3 separate regions of the Homo sapiens genome follow, and all the other regions are linked to region 2. Evidence: chromatin contacts called from ENCODE Hi-C or POLR2A ChIA-PET data. All regions are on one chromosome and are shown on one strand. The core of a region is the stretch at or near the end of the contact, and the rest is flanking DNA. Distances in the headings are between cores, read along the strand shown.

Region 1 (2,700 bases), core at 1-2,500, 340 kb after region 2:
ATATATATATATATATATATGTGTGTGTGTATATATATATATATATGTATATATACATATATATATATATATGTATGTATATATATATATATTTTTTTTTTTTAGAAATACAGGGTTTCACCATGTTGCCTAGGCTGGTCTCAAACTCCTGGACTCAAGCAGTCTGCCCGCCTCGGCCTCCCAAGGTGCTGAGACTGCAGGCATGAGCCACCACGCCCAGCCTAGAGAAAACTGCATCTGGTTGTCTGACTCTTCCTCTTCCACTCCAGAAGATGAGTTTTATCCTAGCCGAGAAAGGGGCTTTTTATAGTCACAGACTCAGAGTCAGATGAGTAGCGAGAGGAAATAAGGGTTCAGGCTGGTGTTGGACATGATCTGGGAAACCTACACTGAGAAATGTATGGAGAATCTGGTGGAGCAAAGAAATGGAAGGACTCCAATCTGGTGATGGGGTAAGACCCTGTCTCTAAAAAATGCACAATATTAAACAATGATCTGCATTTCTCACTTCATTATCAAAACAACTCAATAAGTGAGTGGATATTATCTCAGGTATTTTGTTTGTTTTGAGACAGAGTCACACTCTGTCGCCCAGGCTAGAATGCAGTGGTGCAATCTCAGCTCATTGCCACCTCTGCCTCCGTGTTCCAGCGATTCTCGCGCCCCAGCCTCCCAAGTAGCTGGGATTACAGGCACGCGCCACCACGCCCAGCTAATTTTTATACGTTTAGCAGAGACGGGGTTTCGCCACGCTGGCCAGGCTGGTCTTGAACTCCTGACCTTGAGTGATCCGCCCACCGCAGCCTCCCAAAGTGCTGGGATTACAGGTGTGAACCATCACGCCCGGCCGTTATCTCAGTTTTATAATTTGAAAACTGCAGCTCAGAGAGCACGTAAGATCCCACAACACACAGAGGCAGAGCTGGGACTGAACTCCAAGTCTGTGCGACTGACCCCAAAGCCAGCCTTCACCAAGAAGTAATATCGCCTGTCTGCCCAGAGTACTTTGGCACTCAAGGACTTTAGGTCTGGTTCCTGGGGACTATATACAGTTCACACAAACCTTTCCAAAACACGGGCTGGACTGCGGAGCTGTGACCTCCCACCTCAGTCCTCCCAGCATTCCCTACCCCTAAGCACTGTTTTGCTCCTGTTACAGAGGCAGCTAATTTCTGGGGCCAACTGGTCACCTCACTTCCTGCTCATTGTTTTTTGGCCTCAGGCTCTTCAAGAATCAACAGCTCAGTATTCTCAAGCATCTCCAGCAGCTCGTTAAGGCTGTCAACCCAGACTGAGGGCTCTCTACTTCCTGTGGGCATGGCTCCAATGATCAGCTCATCTCTTCCTTTCAACACTCTAGGAGGGGGCTGTATCCTCTTGTTACAGATGTAGCCACTGACACTTGGAACGGTTAGGTGAATCATCAAAGTGCAATTTCTACCTTTCTGCAGGGAAATATGGCCATTTAGATCATAGGTATGTCAGCAAGGACACTGGCTACTTCATGGCCTAGCAATTGCACTCCTAGGTATATACACAAATAACGCATACTTCTGTTCACCCAAGCATGCGTACAAAGATGTCATGGCGGTGCCATTGGAATCGTCCTAAACTGGAAACTACCCACATGCCCAACAATGGCAGAGTAGAGTGCTAATGTGTAATATAGTCAAGCAATGGAATAGCACATGGCAGTGAAAATGAACAATATAGATAATCACAGACAAAAGCAGCCAGACAGGAAAGTGTACATACTTTATGATTCTATTTGCATAAAGTTCAAAAACAGGCAAAACTCAACTACAATGTTAGAGGTCAAGATAGTGGCTGCTCTTAAGGGAGGCATCATAGATGACGCTAATATTGTAACTGACTTTTGGAGGATGAGATGAGGAGGAGTAACTTGAATGGAGTGCAAAGGGGAGTTCTGGGTACTAGGAATGTTCCATTTCTAGATCTCCGTACACTTTACATAGTCGTGTTCTCGGAAACCTCAAAGAGCTGTCTGTATGCTTGAGTGATGCACTGTTCTGGATATGCACTATATCACGACAAAACATTTACTAAAAAAAAAATGTGTTATTCCTCCCTGACTAAAGGAGATCTGGGAAGAGAAAAGAAAAATGAATAAAAATTTTTTAAAATTGTAATTCCACTTGGCAGGAATGTATCCTAAAAAATAATAGATGCAACACGTACAAAAACATGAATACATAAATGTGTTCAACTTTGCATTATTTAAAATAGCTTAAAATTCGACTTGCCCTAAGTGACCATCAAAAGCAGATTGGGGCCGGGCACGGTGGCTCACGCCTGGAATCCCAGCACTTTGGGAGGCTGAGGTGGGCAGAGATCACTTGAGGTCAGGAGTCTGAGACCTGGCCAACATGACGAAACCCCATCTCTACTAAAAATACAAAGATGAGCCAGGCATGGTGGTAGGTACCTGTAATCCCAGCTACTTGGGAGACTGAAGCAGGAGAATCGCTTGAGCCCGGGAGGCGGAGGTTGCAGTGAGCCAAAATCGCACCACTGCACTCCAGCCTTGGCAAGAGAACGAGACTCTGCCTCAAAAAAAAAGCAAAAAACAGATTGGTCAAACACTTTTTGGTATGTTTAGCCAATTTTTGTTTAAAGTATACCTTTAGAGTGCAAGATGGAGGAAAAAAAATTGTTTTTAGGTATACTGCCTTTAACAGT
Region 2 (2,700 bases), core at 150-2,649:
CCCAAATTAAACGAAGGGCACCCATGCGAGGGCTGGCCGACCCTCGCCACCTATGTCTTGGTTTCCCCCACTGTAATACTGGGAACCCCACTTCTCCCAGGCCTGCTGCGAAGATGAAGCCAGCAAATGCACGCCCTCTCTTAGCTCTGGACCGGGCAGGTGAAAAGCAGGGAGGTGTTCATAAAAGCAGTCCCCACCGCTGAAGGGTCCTCAACTCGGGGTTCTAGTCCCAGCTCTGCCCTGGCCTAGCAACCCCTTCCCGCTGCAGGGACCAAGGCGGTGGGCAGGTCCCTCACCCGTGCTGAGACCGGGACAGGAATGCGCACCTCTCCCCACCCTCGGACGCCCCGGCGGCGCCGCTGCAGAAGTCGGGAGGTCGGACAAACGCGAGGAGTAAGGAAAAAGAGGAGGAAGGGAAGGAAGGAGGAAGAACGAAGTGAGGAAAGAGGATGTCAGGGAAGAAAGGGAGTAAAGGAAGAAGGAAGGGAGAGGGGGACAGAAAGGAGGAGGACGGAAGGAGGAAGGGAAGGAAGAAAGACGGAAGGGAAGGGAGAGGAAAAAGGGGAGGAAAGAAGAAAGGGAAGGGGGAGGAAGGAAAGGGGGAGGAAGGAAGGAGGAGGAAGGTGAGGAAGGTAAGGAAGGAAGGGAGGCAGGGAGAGGGGAAGGAAGGAGGAAGATAAGGAAGGAGGGGAGGTAGGAAGAAGGGAAGGAAGGAGGAAGGAAGGGAAGGGGAGAAAGAAAGGAAGGGAAGGGGTAGGAAGACAGGGAGGAAGGAAAAAAGGAGGAAGGTAACGAAGGAAGGAAGGAGAAAGTAAAGTAAGGGGGAGGAAGGAAGGAAGAAGGGAAGGGGAGGAGGGGAAGGGCGGCCACTGACCTGCTTGAAGGTGCTGCTGAGGAAGTAGACGAGCGACAGCCCGAAGACCAGGGCGAGCACCCACCTCTTCCGCAGAAGCCGGCGCCACACCATGGCCGCCAGGTTCACCATCCCGGCGCGGACGTGGGGCGCGGCGGCCGGGGCGCGGAACGCGGCAGGCCCGGGTCCCGGGCGGCATGGCCCCTACGCGCCCGGCAGCCCCATCCCTCCAGGCAGGCGCCGGCCCCGCCGCCCGCAGCCCAGTCTGCTCCCGGCAGCCTTGGGCGCAGCCCCACGTGACCCCGCCCTACGCCCCGCCTCCGCTCCGCAGCGACAAGGGCTAGTCGCGCAAGATCTTCTCACCATTGGTCCCTAAGGAACGGCGGCCTCCTATTGGTTAAGTGCCGGGAAAGGGGGCGGACAATCGCGTGAGTGCTGCGGGCGTAGCTGTGCCCGGGTCCTAGCGCCGGACCCGGCGACGCCAAGAAACCACCCAATAGGAGGCCGGAAGCATCGGAAGTCACATGCTGCCCAGGCTGCGCGGGTGATTGGCTTGGCTGGACCTGAATGATGCGGCTGTGATTGCTGAATTGTCTGGGCAGGTAAAAAGAGAACGCGATTTTTTTTTCTTTTCTCCCATCATGGTCTGTGTAGTCTCCTGCCCTTGCAGTCCCAGAGCGTTTTGCGCTGTGTGTTGGTTGCAGGGATGAAAAGCGCTCGCGACGTTGTTCCCGAAGTGCACCTGCCGGCTTCCAGTCCAAGTGATGCAGGCGATGCTCCTCTGAGTGCATTTCGGTGCAGTCCTGTAACGGGCCCCAGGGGCGCAACTTGAACCATCGCAAGCATCGAAAAGTCTCGGTGCGGTCCTTCAAAGGGACATAGTGGGATGTACAGAGCAGAGGATTAAAAAGCGTTTCATTCATTCAGATGCATCCCGCGTGCAAAAATTTATTCCAGAATTATGTACGGCCTGCTTCCGACAAAGAATCCGAAGCCTCTTCCAATACAAGCATCCGAAAGTAGAGTTTCGAGCATTCGATTTAGGAGTTAAATGTGTGGATGAGAACTTTGGAATATGAATTTTATTTTCCCCCAAGGATTTGCAATGTGGGATAATGGAGGGAGGGGCGAGAGGAGGATTAAGTTGAGATTGCAAATTCTTGAAAAATATTTATATAATGACCTTTTCTTGATATATGAAGATGCTGCTGCTGACCGGTTTGTTACCTAATTTTTCAAAAGAGAAAGGAGGCTTCACTGGCGGGTCATTTTTAATCAGTGGCCCTAGTGACACCATTGCTGCCCCCTCAAGAAGCCTGGTCAGGATTAGGAAGTCATTCAACAGCCAATAATCGTGCCCTAAACTGAAGTCAGACACCATCTGACTGATATAGACACCCTATATCCACAATATTGGCTCTGCCTCCAGAGACAAGAAGATATTCACGGAGGCTAAACCTTTTCATGGGAAGTAGATGGCCCTTATTACCTTGCTAGGGTGAAAGGTGGGACAGGGAGCAAGGGATCTAGAAAAGGGGAACTGGGAGACCCATAGATGTTTTATTCATTGAGTAAATACTTGTTGAGCGCCACTCTGTGCCAAACAGTGTCCTGGATGCTGAGGCAGAGGGGTGATCCAAGTAGACAGGATCCCTACTTTCAGGAATGGCATTTATATTCTAATGGGGAGGACAAATCATAAATAAATAAGCAAACATGAACAAATAAGTGCTATGAATAATATAAAACAGGGCAATATTACGGGGAGTCAGGAGAATGAGAAGAGAAGGCCTCTGGGAAGAGACGACATTTGCCCTGCGGGACCAAGCCCTGCCACATTTAGAGGA
Region 3 (2,700 bases), core at 144-2,643, 400 kb after region 2:
CCTAGAACACAACTGGACGTTTCCCACCTCCGTGCAAAATGAGTGGACATAAGGGGTGCCACTTCCACACCTGGCTCATGGAAGCTCCCAGATGGTCTCAGCCCTCCATGCTCCCCGCTACTTCAGGCGGGATGGAGATGGACGGCTCAGGTTGCTCTGATGCCTGCCTGCATAAGGGCTGCCCTGCCAGCCCATTCCCCTGCCCAATATTATGGAAGCAAAAACGTTCTATGGTGTTTGAGCCATTGTTGCTTTTCGGGTCTATTTATTACAGAACTAGCAGAGCCCTAATACAGTCATTGCTACGTGGCCATAATACATGTATTCTATAATTGCGCCTAATTTTATTCACCGGAGGGACGTCCTTTACTTTCAAGATTCTAAATTTTTCAGAAATGCAACATTCAAGGTTAAAGTCGCTGCTAGACCAAGGCTAAACCGTGGCGAGGTAGTTGCTTGCGCCGCAGAGTGTGGGTGTGAACAGCTGGAGCTCAGTGGTTCCTGGAGACTCAGGGACCACCTGTATTCCACATCCGGCTTCCCACCCACGCACACGCAGTATGACCTGGGTTTCCCCTTTATACAGTGGAATGCTAAGTGCCTACACCCTAGCCGGGGTCAGCCAACTATGGCCTGTGGGCACCATCCCACCTGCAGCCTGTTTTTGAGCTAAGAATGTTGTTGACACTTTTAAAAACAGAGAACATGTGACAGTCTGTACGTGGCCTGCAAAGCCTAAAATCTTTACTATCTGCGTCTGCTTTATAGGATTGCTGGGAGGATTACAAAGACTTTATTAGGCCAGTGCCCGGCTCAAAGTTAGCATGCCACACAAAATAATACGTACAGTACAGCTATTCACGTCTCCAAAAAGCAATTGTCCCACATCCAAATTTTGCATTTTGTCCAGTTGATGTCTCTCCTTCCCTCCAAAAAAAAAAAAAAAAAAAAAAGACAAAATAAAAACACGAAGAGCTGCATCTTGATCATCATGGACAGATACTTTTCAGTTAAAAAGTTGCTGGTAGTCTGAGTTCACTTACTTGGAGTATGGACTAAGGAGGGGAAAGCAAAGAGATGCGACATCAGCAGCAGAAAGCCTGCGACACGGCAGCTCTGCTCAGTTTTCTCCGTGGGGAAAGATCGGAACACTTACAAATGAGAACGGGACTTTAAGTAGATAGTATGCAATGGAAAACTGAGCCGGCAACAGTACTTAATGCTGGTTTTCTCAATAAAATCATTTTGCTGTGTAAACGCGCTTATAATGGGGATCTGTTATGAGTCTCAGGCAGGCGACATGAAAGCCGGCCTTTCAAAATCTGATTAGGTGGATAATGTTTGCAAACATGACGCCTGGCAAAACCGGTCTGATTCTAAGGTAAACTCATTTTGGACATAACTGATGTCTCACTGAGACAGCTTTTCAAAGCATGTCTGCAAACACCGGACCCCCGGGGACGGTGCGTGCGTGTAGGGGAGGGAAATTCCAGGGTTTCATATATCAAGATGACACACCCGCTGCACACTTCTCTTAGAAAGTCACGACGCACAGTACTGTGCGTCACAGGTATTGAGAAACACCACCATAGAGTCAATTGACTTTGTTTAACCTATAACCTTTTTTCCTCCCACATAGTAGGTAGTAACATCACACGGAAACAGTGCTCTGAAGACATTCTGGACACATCGTATACAGCACAGCCATTCAAATCAACGGCAACAGAACGCACGAAGAACCTGGTTTTCTTTCAAAGCATGAGCAGTTCTCATTTTACAACATGTGTTTTAACATAATTCAGAAAGTGCAATCTTTGCATGACAACCAGATAATTCTCAAAGGTTACTAGTGAGCTGATAAAATTAACGTTTGGCAAGGAGGTCATGGTTTACAGGTAGGCTGTCCGCTCACCAATGCTCAGAAAAATTCAGCAGAACATACTTTTCATATTTAGATCCGAAGAGAGGTGAGAGACATTCTACTCAAGTCATGGCTGGGCTTTCTGTCCTCAAACGAAATTGGGCAGGCCATTTGCGTGGTTTCTCTGGATAAGTTCCATTTATTAATCATTGTACAAAAAAATCTTGGCATTCATTTGAAGAGAAAAGAAGTTGCTATATCCAAATATTTAACATTTTAACATTGTGAAAGTTCAACGTTTATAACAGGGCTTTTTAAAATGGAGAAAAGTTTTGGAAAATTTTTAAAAAGAAACTTATGATTTATTAGAGTACAGGATCCAAAACACGTTTTTAGAAAAATATAAAGTGCCCAAATACCAACTTACACAGGTGATACAGGCTTCCTGGAGCCCCATGAAGCATTCATGAAGAAAGACATTTAAAAACAGTCTAGATACATATGTACAGCTGGGTCAGTAAAGGTAAAACCATCTTTCTTGACTTTGATGTGTCTAAGAAAAAAGGAAATCAATCAAACCAGAAAACCAACAATTGCAACTCTCAGCATGCTCAGGTTCTTATTAATGCATCTCATTCATATTAATTAATTCCGTATTATCAAACTTTCCCCTTTAAATGAAAGTAGTGTACAATCCTCCCAACCTTGGCGGGCCAGGTGCTGTGAGTGGTTACGTTTCCAGATGCAGGTTCAAATCCTTTGACTTTGGATTTGACTGATGAGGAACATGGACAGTGGATTAAATAGCTCATTCAGGCTGGAGGAGCCAGGGGCCAAAT

What was found. Hi-C counts contacts between places; a loop is a spot of excess contacts on that map. ChIA-PET counts read pairs that join two places held with the same protein, here RNA polymerase II (POLR2A). Pooled maps may share reads with other maps.
Region 1: a loop to region 2 is called in a pooled map, with 2.2 times the contacts of the local background. The contact joins the enhancer-like site here to the promoter of RNFT2 in region 2. A Hi-C loop is called at or near these places in 6 of 50 pooled maps. POLR2A ChIA-PET finds 5 or more read pairs at or near these places in 2 of 52 experiments (OCI-LY7 and Panc1).
Region 3: a loop to region 2 is called in a pooled map, with 3 times the contacts of the local background. The contact joins the enhancer-like site here to the promoter of RNFT2 in region 2. A Hi-C loop is called at or near these places in 1 of 168 maps with a recorded cell type or tissue (naive thymus-derived CD4-positive, alpha-beta T cell) and 8 of 50 pooled maps. POLR2A ChIA-PET finds 5 or more read pairs at or near these places in 3 of 52 experiments (AG04450 and activated T-cell).

Annotation. Positions count from the first base shown.
Region 1 is chr12:117,075,895-117,078,594 of GRCh38, forward strand. All of the region lies in intron 1 of TESC (tescalcin), which reads right to left. Among named protein-coding and RNA genes, the nearest start is that of TESC, 22 kb to the right of the region's middle. Within about 2 kb of position 1,251, at least 2 of the 41 ENCODE cell types and tissues checked have a DNase peak (open chromatin) inside an H3K27ac peak, as active enhancers do.
Region 2 is chr12:116,736,916-116,739,615 of GRCh38, forward strand. It overlaps RNFT2 (ring finger protein, transmembrane 2), which reads left to right and starts at 1,400. Exons shown (of 11, transcript NM_001382266.1): 1 at 1,400-1,455. SPRING1 (SREBF pathway regulator in golgi 1) reads right to left here and starts at 1,154. Exons shown (of 5, transcript NM_024738.4): 1 at 875-1,154. The coding sequence starts at 985. RefSeq lists enhancers at 1-654, 1,423-1,682 and silencers at 843-892, 973-1,232.
Region 3 is chr12:117,141,743-117,144,442 of GRCh38, forward strand. It overlaps FBXO21 (F-box protein 21), which reads right to left. Exons shown (of 12, transcript NM_015002.3): 12 at 249-2,700. Among named protein-coding and RNA genes, the nearest start is that of TESC-AS1, 44 kb to the left of the region's middle. RefSeq lists enhancers at 1,050-2,249, 1,650-1,729. Within about 2 kb of position 1,394, at least 7 of the 41 ENCODE cell types and tissues checked have a DNase peak (open chromatin) inside an H3K27ac peak, as active enhancers do.